2 separate regions of the Homo sapiens genome follow, and region 1 is linked to region 2. Evidence: chromatin contacts called from ENCODE Hi-C or POLR2A ChIA-PET data. All regions are on one chromosome and are shown on one strand. Each heading gives the region's core, a stretch centred on a gene start or an enhancer-like site at or near the end of the contact. The rest is flanking DNA. Distances are from core to core; before and after follow the strand shown.

The links. A loop is a pair of places that touch in the nucleus more often than their neighbours do. ChIA-PET counts read pairs that join two places held with the same protein, here RNA polymerase II (POLR2A). Pooled maps may share reads with other maps.
Region 1: a loop to region 2 is called in a map of PC-3, with 8 times the contacts of the local background. The contact joins two enhancer-like sites. A Hi-C loop is called at or near these places in 4 of 168 maps with a recorded cell type or tissue (IMR-90, PC-3, Right ventricle myocardium inferior and 1 more) and 4 of 50 pooled maps. POLR2A ChIA-PET finds 5 or more read pairs at or near these places in 7 of 52 experiments (AG04449, AG04450, OCI-LY7 and 4 more).

What each region holds. Positions count from the first base shown.
Region 1 is chr3:16,102,474-16,105,430 of GRCh38, forward strand. No RefSeq gene overlaps it. Among named protein-coding and RNA genes, the nearest start is that of GALNT15, 71 kb to the right of the region's middle. Within about 2 kb of position 1,263, at least 5 of the 41 ENCODE cell types and tissues checked have a DNase peak (open chromatin) inside an H3K27ac peak, as active enhancers do; they include IMR-90 and PC-3, where a contact is called at or near this core.
Region 2 is chr3:16,139,463-16,142,528 of GRCh38, forward strand. No RefSeq gene overlaps it. Among named protein-coding and RNA genes, the nearest start is that of GALNT15, 34 kb to the right of the region's middle. Within about 2 kb of position 1,274, at least 14 of the 41 ENCODE cell types and tissues checked have a DNase peak (open chromatin) inside an H3K27ac peak, as active enhancers do; they include IMR-90 and PC-3, where a contact is called at or near this core.

The sequences.
Region 1 (2,957 bases), core at 13-2,512, 37 kb before region 2:
CTAATCATTATGCTGTACACCATCTCTCATACTCAATACTGTATTTTCTCCAATAGATTTGAATGATTGTCCACAACAGGCAGACAAGTTTTATTTCTTATAGTCTGCAATCTTATGTGATCTGGCCCCTGCAGACCTCCTTGGCCTCATCTCAAATCACTCTATTCTTCACTCCGGCATATTGACCTTTTTCTTGAACACGCCAGGCTTGTCCCTGCCTTTTCTTAAAGCCTTTGCATTTGCTGTTCCTTCTTCCTGGAATACCCTTCCCCCAGATCTTTGCTGGATGCATCTTTTTGTTATTCAAGTCTCAGCTTAAATGGGATATTCCCTAGAGAGGTCTTTTCCAACCACTTATCCAAGCAACTAACTACCATCCTAGCTACTCTTTATCTTATCTCGTTTCCTTTTTTTCCATGACTGTTATTAATATCTGGAATTCTTTTAAAATTTACTGTTTACTTGTTCATTTTCTATCTCCCTCCCTCTGGAATGTAAACCCCATGAAAGAAGAACTTTCTTGTTCATGACTAGTCTCAGTACATAGAGTGGTTGATGTCAGAGAATAAACATTTGTTGAGTAAATGAATAAAGTTCTCACTCTTTCATGACATTAAGTGAACTTTCCAGAAGTACCCAGTCTCCAAGCCTCCCCCTGTCTTCCAGACAGTACAAGGAAATCTGGAGATATATAATCCACATAGAGGCAGAAAGATGCTAGTGAAGCCAAATTTATTTCCAACAAGAAATAGTCTTTGAGTCTTAGTCATTGTGGTTGAAGGCAAGTGAGGTCATCCATTCCATTAAAGAAGAAAGATCAGATGGAAATAGTCATTCAAGATGCATAGAGAACAGATAGAGTAGAGCTTCCATAACTTTTGCTTCACAATGATTATTTACTGTATTGGATGAGGTTGGATAAACCTGAGCTTGTCTAGAGAAGATGCTACTTGAGTTATCTGTGTTTGGATTAGTTTTGGGCAGCCAAACCATCTGGAGAGGTTTAGGGCTCAGTCCCAAGGCTCTGATCTTTACTCGGCTGTAAACGCCTCATTGCCCTGCCACTTCTGCTTCATGGGCTGGAGGTCTGTCCTCTTGCAATCATGTGGGAAGAATTGGACTCTGAGTTGGTTTCTATTTTCTTATGAAACCATCCAGGGGAATGAACTGGGGGATAAATAACCAAATTTCTGAAATGCAGCTTTGACTACAATCCAGTGTCTGGGCTGACTCTGAAACAGCTCAGATTGTGTGTCCTGAGACTGTGCTGGCTGATGACCTGGCCACAAGCATTCCATCTCACATCCCAGGCATCTGAGCAACGCTGCTTTCCATGTGGGGAGGTAGAGGATTTGGTGGGTTAATTGAAACTAAAATGTCTGCAACTCTAGATCCTGCCTCTGTTTTGGAGTGACTTGTAAGGAAAGTCACCAGTGATTTATACATTCAGGGTATCTTTCCTCAAAGAACTCAAGATTTGTGGCAGAATTTGATAAATGTTGAGATTTGATCTTGATGGAAGACTAGAGATTGAAAATTGGAAGATGATCTGCTTTATACAGAGAACAAATGCATCCACTTTTTTTCTTTATTTTAGTTTATTAAGTTCTGGGATATGTATGCAGGATGTGCAGGTTTGTTACATAGATAAACATGTGCCATGGTGGTTTACTGCACTTATCAACCCATCACCTAGGTATTAAGCCCAGCATGCATTAGCTATTTTTCCCGAATTGTGTTCACTTTTTAAGATGGCCAGGATCAGGCATGGGGAAGGGAAGGTGAGAGTTTTGGTCCCCAGTCTTTGTCAGTGTGGAAAGCTCCCCTCTGGTAGAAGAGGCTTAGGAATCACGGACTGTTCCCCCAGCCTAGAGAAACTCACTCAAGATTTCTTAAGTCCAAAAAAGGAAATTTTGGATCAGGGTGAAATTTCTCATTCTGTAAGGAATGCTACTGACATTAGCAGGCAACCATCTCTCCATACCTACACTCATTTTTAAATCTTTAATGAAATTTCATGTGCTTAAAACTTTTTATTGAACTGCACATACAGAAAAGTGCACATATCAGAAGTGTACAGGTTGACTGGTTTTCACAAACTAAACACACATAATTGGCATCAGACCAAGAAACAGAATATTGTCACATCTCGGAAGTCTTGCTTACCCATGCTTCCACTTACTGTCCCTAATACTAACTACTATCCTGACATCTAACAGCATGGATTAATTTCACCTATTTTTACTTTGGCTTCTTTCATTCAATATTTTAGTCGTGAGATTCATCCATGTTGCTGTATATAGCAGTAATTTACTCATTGTCATTGCTATAGAGTATTCCATTGTGTGAATATACCACAATTTATTTATCCGTGCTACTATTGATGGACAGTTGGGTTATTTCCAGTCTGAGACTATTACAATCACAGTTCTGTAAATATCCAAGTACGCGTTTCTTGGTGCACACACATGTATGGAATATATGAGGAGTAGTATTGTTTGGTCATGCGATAAATGCGCGTTTAATTTTATAGGAAACTGCCAAACTGTTTTCCAAGGCAGTTGTACCATTTTATATTCCCGCCAGCAGTGGATGTGAGTTCCACTTGCTCCATATCACCACTAACACTTGGTATTGTCTATGTGTGTTCATTTTAGCAATTACTGTGGATACGTAGTGGAAACTAGACTCACTTTTTTATTCTACCTGTCTTTTACTCTTACTTTATCTGTCTCTATTTTTCTGTAAACTGTCCTTCTCTGCTTTCCACTCCACCTGGAGGAAACCATGGTTTCACCCCCACTTCCTAATAGTTTACATCATTGGTCCAGCTTAGATCAGCTCAGCCAGAAATAGACATTTCTTAGTGTCAATTCCAAAATGAGTGAAAGGGAATCTGATCCATTTGGGTTATGTTACAGATTGAATTGTGGACCCCCAAACCCCCGCAACCATAT
Region 2 (3,066 bases), core at 24-2,523:
AATCACTTGAGCCCGGGAGGTGGAGGTTGCAGTGAGCAGAGATCGCGCCGTTGCACTCCAGCCTGGGTGAAACAGTGAGACTCCATCTCAAAAAAAAAAAAAAAAAAAAAGGAATTACTCGTTGGCAGAGTTATACATAAGAGCAAAATCTGAACACTTAAATGGCCAGAAATAGAAAATAGAAAATTATGGTACATGAGCAGTTAATATTACACAGCTATAAGCATAATTATCATAAAGACTATTGCAGCAACATGGCAAATGCTCAAGCTAACGTGTTGTGAAAAAAGCAATATGTAAAATATGAACTGGAGGGAAATCAAACATGAAAATATCTATTAGGAAACTTTATTGGTTTTTTTTCCAAGTTATATTTAATGTAGTTTTTGTCTTTTCAGTGAAAAAAAAAAGTAAAAGAGAAAGTTTAAAACCAGAGGAAACAGAAAATTCATGTGATATTGATATTCCATGAATAGTTATAACTGACATGGTCATGAAATTCTGGTTGGAAACTTTCATTGAGTAACTGTCCTGAAATCTCCCCGAACTCCCCCATTCCATCACCCCTCACCTCTGAAAACTTAGGAGCTCTGAGGTCACTTACTACTCTGTCATCCAATATCATCACGGCAAGGAAAGACCACGTCCTGTGACCATAGATAGAGCTTGATAGGATAGAACTTGAGGGGTGGGCTTCCAAAGGTTTGTGAGGACACACAAAACCCCAACTCTCAGACCCATGGGCAGGGATATGAGCAGCTCTGCCACAGAGCCCTGGGAGGGCTCTCAGGCACCCTTTTGGGCTGTCAAGTTCCAGCCGCCCATCCCTGCCCTCATGGCCCTGCCCCTGGTGCCAAACATTCTACCTGACTTACCCATATCCACCTGTGGGCCAGAGAAACTCATTATTCAGCCACTAGACCCCAAACTGGGACCCCAGGGCCCTTACCCCTTTGTCCACCTTGCCTTCCCTCTACTCAGAGCATCCACGCCTGACCACAGTGAAACCATCCTGACCATGGCCTAGCTGTCCTTTTGAGGACAGACCTTTCCCTCCCTGCCCTCTTGGAGAAAACCACAAAAACAAATCAGGAGCCAGCTTTGTTCCAAGGGGAATGTTTTCACCCTGCTCCCACTTCATGAAGTTCTTTGGCCCAGAACACAGGAAATGAAGCATTTATGAGGTTTCCCGGAGGTATCCATGCAGCAGGACCAAGTACCTGCCAGCTCCGACCTCACTTGGAGTTGCTTTTGTTTCTCTGGCAGCTAGCGTTCTTAAGCTGGCTCATTTAAGTGTGTGTATTTACAAACAGACTTTACTGGTATTCCTTAAGAAACTGCTTCCTTCTGATTACCCGACTCAGTCTCTGTTCAGTGAGTCAGAGTCATATGTTGTTTTATACATTGGTGTATCCTTGGCTATTTTCTAAGCACAGATCCCAAGCATAAGCTCCTGATGGGCAGGGACATGGGTGACATTTCTTTATAGCCTAGCAGCTAACATAGTGCCCTGTATAGAATAAATACCTGTTGGCAAAGTGGAAACAACCCAAATATTCATCAACAGAAGAATGGATAGACAAATTGCGGTTTGTTTGTATAATGAAATGCTACTCAGTAATAAAAAGGAATGAACCACTGACATGCAACAACATGAATGAACCTCAAAAAGATTACATTGAAGAAAAGAAGCCAGACACAAAAGAGTACATACTACATGATTTTGTTTGTACGAAGCTCTAGAACCAGCAATACTCATCTGTATGACAGAGGTCTATTATAGGCTGAATGTTGGTGTATCCCTCCCCAAATTCCTATGTTGAAGCCCTAAGCCCCTGTGTAGAAGTTTATTTGGAAATGGGGCCTCCAAGGAAGTAATTAAGGTTAAATGAGGCCCTGATACGATTTGCGTGCTTATAAAAAGAATCACCTGGCTGGGTGCGGTGGCTGACACCTATAATCCCAGCACTTCGGGAGGCTGAGGCGGGTGGATCACAAGGTCAAGAGATCGAGACCATCCTGGCCAACATGGTGAAACCCTGTCTCTACTAAAAATACAAAAGTTAGCTGGGCGTGGTGGTGTGTGCCTGTAATCCCAGCTACTTGGGAGGCTGAGGAAGGAGAATCACTTGAACACAGGAGGTAGAGGTTGCAGTGAGCTAAGATTGCACCACTGCACTCCAGCCTGGGTGACAGAGCGAGACTCCATCTCCAACAACAACAACAACAACATCAACAAAAAAGACACCTGAGAGCTCATTCTTTCCCTTTCCACCAGCATGTGCTAAGGAGAGCCATGAGAGGACAAAGGGAGAAGGTAGCCACCTGCAGGCCAGGAAGAGAGCCCTCACCAGAAACTTGACTGGCCAGAACCTTGATCTTGGACCTAGAGTTCAGAACTATGAAAACTAAATTTATGTTGGTAAAAGCCTCCTAGACTATGGTATTTTATTATGGCAACATCAAGAGACTACGATCAGAATAGTGGTGTCTTAGTTCGGGCTCCTATAACAAAAATACCACAGACTGAGTGGCTTAAACAATGAACATTTATTTCTCACAGTTCTGGAGGCTGAGAAGTGCAAGATCAAGGCACTGGCAAAGCCAGTGTCTGGGAAGGGCTCTCTTTCTGGTTTGCAGATGGCAATTTTCCTGTTTAATCCTCACATGACAGAGACAGAGGTTGAGAGAGAGAATGCAAGCGTGAGCACATGTGGTCTGGTTTCTTTTCTCTTCCACTAAGGGCACTAATCCCATCCTGGGAAGCTCCATCTTCATGGCCTCATCTAAACTTAATCACCTCACAAAGGCCCCTTTTCCAAATACCATCACATTGGGGATGGGGTTTCAACATGTAAATTTTGGAGGGATACAAATAGTCCACAGCAAGTAGTTACATCAAGGGAAGGGTTAGTGACTGGCAAGGGAAATTTCTAGGGGGAAGGAAATGTCCTACATCTTGATAGGGTGATGGTCACATGGATATTTACACATGTATGCAAAAAGCATTGAGCTGTACACTTAAGACGTGTGCCTTTTACTATCTATGAATGACACCTCAATAAA